Regions from separate parts of the Homo sapiens genome. Here region 1 is linked to region 2. Evidence: chromatin contacts called from ENCODE Hi-C data. All regions are on one chromosome and are shown on one strand. The core of a region is the stretch at or near the end of the contact, and the rest is flanking DNA. Distances in the headings are between cores, read along the strand shown.

Evidence for each region. A loop is a pair of places that touch in the nucleus more often than their neighbours do. Pooled maps may share reads with other maps.
Region 1: a loop to region 2 is called in a map of CD4-positive, alpha-beta memory T cell, with 22 times the contacts of the local background. The contact joins the promoter of STK38L here to the promoter of IPO8 in region 2. A Hi-C loop is called at or near these places in 2 of 168 maps with a recorded cell type or tissue (CD4-positive, alpha-beta memory T cell and naive thymus-derived CD4-positive, alpha-beta T cell) and 7 of 50 pooled maps.

What each region holds. Positions count from the first base shown.
Region 1 is chr12:27,242,058-27,246,266 of GRCh38, reverse strand. It overlaps STK38L (serine/threonine kinase 38 like), which reads right to left and starts at 1,981. Exons shown (of 14, transcript NM_015000.4): 1 at 1,935-1,981. RefSeq lists enhancers at 573-622, 3,211-3,270 and a silencer at 1,913-2,152.
Region 2 is chr12:30,693,114-30,697,432 of GRCh38, reverse strand. IPO8 (importin 8) reads left to right here and starts at 1,564. Exons shown (of 25, transcript NM_006390.4): 1 at 1,564-1,869. The coding sequence starts at 1,786. RefSeq lists an enhancer at 1,175-1,674 and a silencer at 1,765-1,814.

The DNA of each region.
Region 1 (4,209 bases), core at 732-3,231, 3.5 Mb after region 2:
TCACTAACACAATGATGCTCTCCTTACTTTAAGAGAACAGAACTTTTCTGAAAGCAAACAGCTGAACTGAGTCCATTGCTTTGTTATCATTTTTTAGGAAGTCCAATTTCTCCTTTGTTCTTACAGTGTCCTACCTTTAGAAATCAAGTTTTCAGCATAAAAACTAACAAGGACATCTATTTGTTGGCACAAATCATCTCAGTCTCCATTCTTTGACTTATTTTAAAACAAACTCAAGAGCAAATGGCTAGAGAAAAACTGCTTCTATTTAATGTGTGTTTTCTAAGTCTAATTTTTTCATTCCTAGTGGCAAGGCCTTTCAAAAGAGTACAAAAACTACACCCAACTTTGCTTCTCATTCTAAACACATCACAACCAAATGGGAAACATTATCAGCCATCTTAACAAGGAGAAAACAAAGCTAAGTGAGGTCAAACCAAAACATTTTTTAATTCATTGTACCTACCTATTTTGAGATCAGGATTTTTCAGATGGAAGTAGTTTGATGAACTTATGCAATAAAATTATGTAATATCATAATTTAACATAATATTTTAGACTAACTTCTCTCTCCTCAAATAGTCACAAGGGTGGCTAATTCACATACAATACCTCTCAGCCACTGGGGAGAGAGTATAATAAACTTAATTGTTTTACATATCCTGAGGCACAGAGAGAAAGGCCAATCAAATTCAAAGAGGTTTACAGTACCTTATATACATATATGATTGAGACAAAGAACTTTCAAGAATCTGTACTGAGGAAGCAAAAATGGGCTTAAGTACAATAGGCCCTGCCTTAAAGTAGAGAGACCGGTCAAACGTAAGCCCCAGCGCCAAAAAAGACAAGGTCTCACTCATCAATCCCCATCTTACAATCAAGAGGCAGAACTTAAATCACTTAAAGCTGTTTTTTCAGATTTGAGCAGTAAAATAAGCTAATAGGCCATTTCCGATTAAGTGGCTTCTCTCAAAACTTATCACAAGTTATGTGAAATGGGTAAAAGTGTTGGTTCTGCATTTTATCAAGTGAGAAACAATAGCATCCTACTTTTGGACAAGCCACTACTTCCAGAGCCACTAGCCCTCCCCCCACCTCCCACTTCTTTTTATATCATTCCTCCAAACTTAGAACCCGAAAAGCTATTCCACAAAACAAAAGCAGCACCAGTAAAAGGGGAGGCCACTGGTTTTGAAAATAAAGTTTGTTCTTTTGCTGTCAACCTGGCAACTTTTTAAAGGTGAAACGTGCCCTACTCAATCGGTTATACTCTTTTCTACTCCCACACCAAATAACCACTCGTTCGACCTCGATACTAAAGGTGAAAAAAGGAGTGGGAGAAATGATTTTGAAAGGAAGGGGCTACGGGTGCAATGGTAAAGACAGATTCTAAGACTGGTTTTGAGCACTCCGTGGCTTCTAGGAGCTGGGAGGCTTTCCTGAGTCTGTCTTGAGAAATGTTTGGCAATCTGACGCATCAGTTTTTAGGAACGGTACACAAACAGCCCCCACAATTGAAGAGCCATGCTTCGGATCCTGGCTCTGGGTGACATCGGCTGGAGGGCACGGGACGGGAGCGCTGGGGCTACCCGGAGAGGATCCGCGACATTTGTTATTGTTTGTGAAGCCCAGGCGGGGACCCGGAGCGGAGTGCTCGGGGGCCGGGGAGTGGAAGGAGAAAGGAGCAGAGGACAAAGATTCCTCCCCGGGTGCGAGGCTCCCTCTCTGGACACATGGGGCCAGTATCACCCCGGGGAATAAGAGGGCCAAGGCCGTCGCCGCAGGTTCCCCGGAGACATTTCCAGCCCCAGAATTAGCCCGGCTTTCCCTGGACACCCAAAGACACCTAAAATCTCCTCCTGCTCCTGCTCGCAGAGTTGGGGCTGGCGCGGCGAGCTCGGGCCCTCAGCCGAGCGCTACATCCGCGAACTCACCTGCCTCCGGTCGCGCCCGCGGCCGGCTCAGCCTCCGCACGGACCGCAGCCGGCCGGGCGCCCGTCAGCTCCCTTCTCCCCGCTCCGCCCTCGCCCCGCCCCCGGGAGGTGGGACCCGCGGCCTCGCCGGAATCTCAGGGCGGCCTCCCTGAACTCTCGCGAGCCTTGCCTCCTCGGCTTCTCGGTGGCTGGGTCGGTCCGACTCGCCCTGACGTCATACGCACCACAGCCGGAAGTAGCCTTCTGTCGTCAACGCCCGTCTTCCCGGCCCCACCCATCTCCGCCTGGTGAAGGCCAGACTGGTTTTGAGGGAGTTGACTGAACTGTCGCCACTTCCCCTCTCACCAGCCTCACCTCACTGCCGTTTTTACGCCAAACCTGTTCAGGCCTCTCTTGAGAGTGGCCTAATGTGTTGCGACATTAGTCACATTCTAAATGTCATCCGAATTTTTCAAACAGTGCAATGCAAAGAATGTTAGAAATGGAAAGAGAGAATTCACGCATTTTTCAGATTGGGAAACAGTTGTCAACAAAGATGGATCAGCTAAGTTGCTCAGTCGGTAGCTGTGGGGACTCGAAGCCACCCAGGTTCCTTGACGCTTCCATTTCACCATGAGGGGACTCCAGAGACTGGAGAGGAACCAGGATTTGTAAATGCCACAAAAAATACATTAAAAACCTGTTTGAGTTTTCTTGGAAAATCTAAAATAACTACAGTACTGGCCTGCTTTATCAGTAGGATCTGAGAATTGTGCAGAAGAGCACTCCCCTATAGGATGACCCAAAAGGGACAACTTTGGGAAGGTTGATGCAATTTGCGTCTGGGGACAAAACTGGCCTTTGGGAAAGCCAAATGAGAGAATGACTCCCAATTATTGTTGGCAAGTTTATCCTCAATATGAGTATTGGAGGTCTTATAAAATATTCTTAGCTTTTAGCTTACTGAGACAACGTATGAAGCTGGTACTGTGCTTGCAAAAACTATCACTTAGAAATGCCACCTGTCATCTTTAGGTTTCCCAAGAGCAGGTGACACGAGCAAAACACCTAGGAAAGAAGCATTACCTCATTTCTCTTTCTTACACTGTGCTTTTTCATACATAGCTTAGTAGTGGGAAAAGCTCTAGTTTGGTAATTAGTGTATTTTTGGGGAGATCAGCTCCACTTATATGGTCATTTTGAAACTCAAATGACAGTTGTCATATACAAGCATAGGAGGTTTAATTGTGATCAGACAAGCTTGACAGGCCTATACACCCTTCTCCCTGTACTGCACGCATACACATACCATTCAAATGCTACGATAAGATTGAGAACAGTGTATGGTTTGTTCCACAGCAAATTTATGTCTTCAAATGTGCCATACTAGAGTAATATGAACTAGTATAGAGTAGCAGTCTAGGTTAATATGGGATAGCCTAAGACTTTGACCTCTAGTTCCTAAATTCTCCTAAATTGAGACCATTGTAAACAAATTTCCCTGGGAAGTTGTTGAAAGTACCTCAACTGAAACAAATTAGAGCTATGAACCAGAATTTTGGTGGTCTATGGACCCCTTTTCAAAACAGTGTTCTTAAATGCATAAACTACCTAGGGTTACAAAGGAAATTGATAATGTTAACATACAGTTACCAAAATACTAAAAAGTGAGTTTGTAATATAATTATGTGGTAAGTAGTAGTAGCATCTAAGATGGCTGCCAATGATCCACGCCTTCTAGTATTCCTGCCTTCTGTAATTCCCTTCTCTAGTAACTTAGTTCTTAAAAAGGAAATATAGCAAAAGTGATTAGGATATCATTTCCGTGATTAGGTTACAAAAATATTCTGGGCTCCATCTTGCTTGTCCTTGCTCTCTCACTTGCTCGCTTTCATGGAAGCCAGCTGCTGTCTTGTGACCTGCCTTACAGAGAAGCCCACATGGCAAGGAACTGAGAGAGATCCAGTCAACAGCCACCAAGGAATTCAGGCCCCCAGTCCAACAACCTGTGATGAACTGAATACTGCCAATAATCATGTAAGTAAGCTTGGAAGTAGATTCTTTCCCAGTTGAGCCTTGAGATGACTGCAGCCCCACCTGACACCTAGACTGCAGCCTTGTAAAACCAGATACTGAGCCAGCAGGCCCAACTAGCCAAGCCCAGATTTCTGGCCCACAGAAACTGTGAGACAATAAATATTTGTGGTTTTAAGCCACTAACTTTTGGGATACTATGTTACACTGCCATAGATAACTAAAATAGTTATATATTTGCCTCTTTATTAATGCATTAAAT
Region 2 (4,319 bases), core at 315-2,814:
AAGAACCAGCTCCTTGATATTTTCATGCCATTGAAATTGTGGCGCCAGATATGGCCACAGTGGATAGAAACAGTATAACTTTTCTGCTTACCTTTCACTACATTTTTGAGAAGGTCTGAAAATTTTTCATAAAACTCTCAGGGATGTAGTTTTCAGTTTCTGTGACCTTTGTCTTTCTGAAATGGGAGAGGTTCCCTTGTCCCCCTCACAGGGCGTGCATTGGGGGTGTGGCTCGCTTCTTCAGTGCCCCGCTGCTCAGACCTCTAGAGAAGCATACAGACCGGCAGGCTGTGGGGCTCCGACCCCTTGACAGAGTCTGGGGGTGAATGTTTACAGCTCCTGAAGCCCCAGTGGGTGTGTGTTACAGGATGCTCTTTCAGTTTGCCTTTAGGGGGCTTGTGTTAACCAGCTCAATTAGACCCTCTACCTTGTCGCACAGACAGCGAGCTTTCTGTATCCTGGGTTCTTGCCTTGGTGTACCAGAAGAATTGGATCACACGTGGGCTTGGAGAATGAGTGCAAAGTTTTATTGAGTGGAAGTAGCCCTCAGCAGATGAGGGACCCAGAAGGGAAATGGTTTTCCTCTGGAGTTAGGCCGCTTGGCGGCCCGGGCTCTTTTCCGACTGCCCAGGCCAACCTCCGCATCGTTCTGCCCGTGAATGGCCTGCGGATGTGCCAGCGAGCTCCTCTTCTTCCACCCTTATGCTCCTCTGGACGTCTGGCTGCCTGTGTACCTGCCTGCTAGGGTCTGGGGTTTTCATAGGCACAGTATGGGGGAGTGGCAGGCCAGGGTGGTCTTGGGAAATGCAACATTTGGGCTGGAAGGCAGGAGTGTCAGTCCTCACCTAGGTCGGTGGGCGTGGAGCCCTAGCAAGGGACCACACACTCCTCTACCCAGCACTTCACTTCGCCCATCCCTATCATTTAAAGGGACCACGCTCTTCCCTTCCCAGCACTCCCCTATCATTTCTACACTGTAAATTTTTTTTGTTTATATTTGTCTCATCTATCAGGTTGTGAATTCCTTCACATTAACTTGCATGGAATTCATCTTGTTATAATGTGGTACCTAAAAATCCTAGTACTCTGGTTCAAAAATATATGTTTAACAAATGTTCAGTGAAAGCGAATGAATGAATGAACGATGACTCCCACACACGGAGGAACCCTGTCCTCCTGTAAGGTACATGATTTGAAGGTCCCAACAAGTCTATCTTGGAACAGGCCCAGTTGCGATGCCCATACAGTTCTCGGACTAACAAAAAGTGTCACACCATCCAGATATGCTTAATTTGGAAGCAGCTGTAAGCAGACTCCCGGCCAGCTCAAGTTTCCTCACCTGGGAAGAGGCGGGAGGCTGTTTACCGTACGGAAGCATAGCGGCCGCCTGCCTGAGTTCGGGAGCGCGGGTTCCTTTCCGGGAAAGAAGCCTAGGCCGTTTTCCGTACAGCAGCATGGCGGCCGCCGACGGGAGGCGGTCATAGCATCACGCCCGGGGGAAGAGGCCGCCGTAAAGGAAGCTCTGCTTCCTCTTCTTCCTTCTCCCGCCTCCCACCGGCTGTCGTAAAACGGTGAATGGAGAGCGAGTTGTGGGGGGGAAAAAGGGAGGACAGGGGGCGCGGAGTCAGAGTGGCGCAGCAAGTGGCCGCAGGTGGCGACGGTGGCGGGGGGTGGGGTGTGAGGTAATCCAGGGGTCGCGGAAGAGGAGGCTGAGAGGGTCAAAAGAAAACTAAAGCTGCAGTCCGGCCTACTGTTCCGGGGGCCGCGGAGCCCCCACCCGGGGAGATGGACCTCAACCGGATCATCCAGGCGCTGAAGGGCACCATCGACCCGAAGTTGCGGATTGCAGCCGAGAACGAGCTCAACCAGGTGAGGAGAGGGTCTTCGGCGACCCTCTTCCGCCGAAGGGGCGCCCCTGCCGGCTGGCCGGGCTCCCTCTCCCCGGCGCCCCTCGTCCTCACCCCCACCGGGCTGGGGCTGACGCCTCACGGCTGGTCCCGCTCTCCGACCCCGCTGCCCCCCGGTCCAGTGGAGCAGGGCTCCCAGGATCTTTGCCGAACAGCTCGCGCACCTGTTGGCCACCTTTGCACCTTTTCGTGTCGTCTCCCTTCTCCAGGGCAGTTTGTTCTGCCTACTTGGTCCGCAAGAAGCAGTTTTTGCAACCTGTGCTAGTGTTTTCAGGGTGTGATTTATTTTCCTTAAGTGCGCGGACTTGGGGAGCAGGTGGGAATTTTACTTACAGTTCAAATCTGAGTTCAGCTTTTTTCCAAACCCAGCCCTTTTTAGGTGTTGCTGTGGAGCACGCTGCCCACCGCCTCCTCCTGTCGGGTTGGCAGGACTGTTTTGACACCGATTGGCCGAGTTTTGCGGAGCGCTGGGCAGTGCTGTTGGGAGAGTGCTCTGGGAAGAATAGGCAGTTTTCATGGTGATACTGCTTTATCTAAGACACATCAAAGTAAGATGTGTTGGAGAAATTTCTTATGAATGCTAAAATGTGTAAGACTTCTTTCTTTTCTCCGTCTCCTGTTCTTCCTAATTAGCCTTGACGTCTTTCCAGCGTTACCCCCACACTTCAAAATTTTAATGATCCCAAACTCCAGCTTATTTCTTCTTCCCTACCGGTACTTAAGAATCACAGACCTCTTACTAAAAAGTAGGGATTAAGAGCTACCACTGGGATGGAGCAACAGCTGTTTTAGGTTGTGATGACTTGTAAAATGTAAATATTCCAAAATCAGCTGTTCTCAAAGCGTTGCCCAGGACCTGGAGCTTCAGCATCACCTGAGAACTTACAAATTATGCAAATTACGGGGCTTCAGTCCAGACTTAACGAATCAGAAACTGTGGGGGTGGGACCAGTTGTATTTTAACTAGCTCCCCCAGGTGATTCTGTGCCTCCCGAAGTGTGACTGAAGTGTGACTGTCCTAAGTAAATGTTTCTGTTGGAATTGACTTTAAAAAGCTGCGTGTTGGGAATCTTTGAAAGGGATTATTTTAATAGGAAACCTAGGTGGAGTTTGGAGTAGGTATAAATGCAGGATTCCCCAGAGATAAAAGGGAGAGTGAAGACACTGCCAATGGAGAGGAGGTTGGGTTGAACTAATGCCCAAAGATAATGCACTGGTGCCTGAAAAAGAAATGGACTGTCACTTAGAATAGGGGGAAGTTAAAGTCAGTACCTGTCCCAGGCTTTGCAGAGTAAAAGTACTGTATGTTGGCTGGCTGGAAGAATAGTAATCCAGGGGTTAGTTAGGAAGAACAAAGCAGGAGCTGAATTTGCAGTCTACTAATATGAACAGGGGAGTTGGCCTGTTTATGACCCCCTTCTCACAATGAGGCCAGGTGTTCCTTTGATATCAGGTTACACTTCCCTGCCCTTCACCTAACCTTCATTTCTTTCTGATTCATCAGTATATAAGTACAGTTGATGTTATAGAAGTGGAAAAAGTATATGAGAAAGCCTGCAGAACTAGGAGACATTTAAGACCCAATCCTATTTTTTTTCCCATGGTATTTCAGACAAAAGCAGGCACGTTCAGGGTGGTATGGCCGTAGACTCTTGATGGTAGTTCAATCCAAATCCATTCCATCATCACTCTGCCCTGCCCCATAGTGTCCCACCTCATCACAGACCGTGGTTTCCCCAGCAATTTCTAAAGGTAGCTTATTGCTATACCACTCATTTAGCATTTATAATTTATATAAAGCATAGTGAAATGCTTTAAGGTTTTTTGAATTGGCTGTAAATAGAACAAAATATAATGTCACCTAACAGTGTAGTAAAACATGCTTATGATGATGGGTTTTGCCTGCTTGTCCTTTGCCACCACTGTAACATCCGACTTTGTTGGATAAATGAGTGGGTAAATCACCATAAGTGGTTATGGTCCACCTCTTCGACTTTAGTCTAGGTCTCCCCTCAGCAAGTATGTTCTGCATAGGGAATGGGAGCAGCTTCTGCGGTATACTGATGGATCTGTCAATTGCCGTTTAGAAAAATAAGCAGCTTCTGCACCACAGCCTATATTCCAATGGATAAATTCTCATTTGGAGCTATATATTTTTTTCAGGCCAGCATTTTTCTGTTACTAGTGAGTAGTTTTCTGACTGCTATTTGTGATATTGTTTCTGTGGGAAAATGTATTTGTAGTTTTATCTCAGGATATTGAGCGAACCCTATACATCTTCCTCATTTTCTATAGACCAGAAGTCCCATTAGAGGCAGCATAGAGGAATAGGAATGGGTAGGTACCTTGCTTAAGTAATTCATCCAGAAAGGTGTCCTCTTTTAATAAATTATCCTTCACATGGCCTCGGTA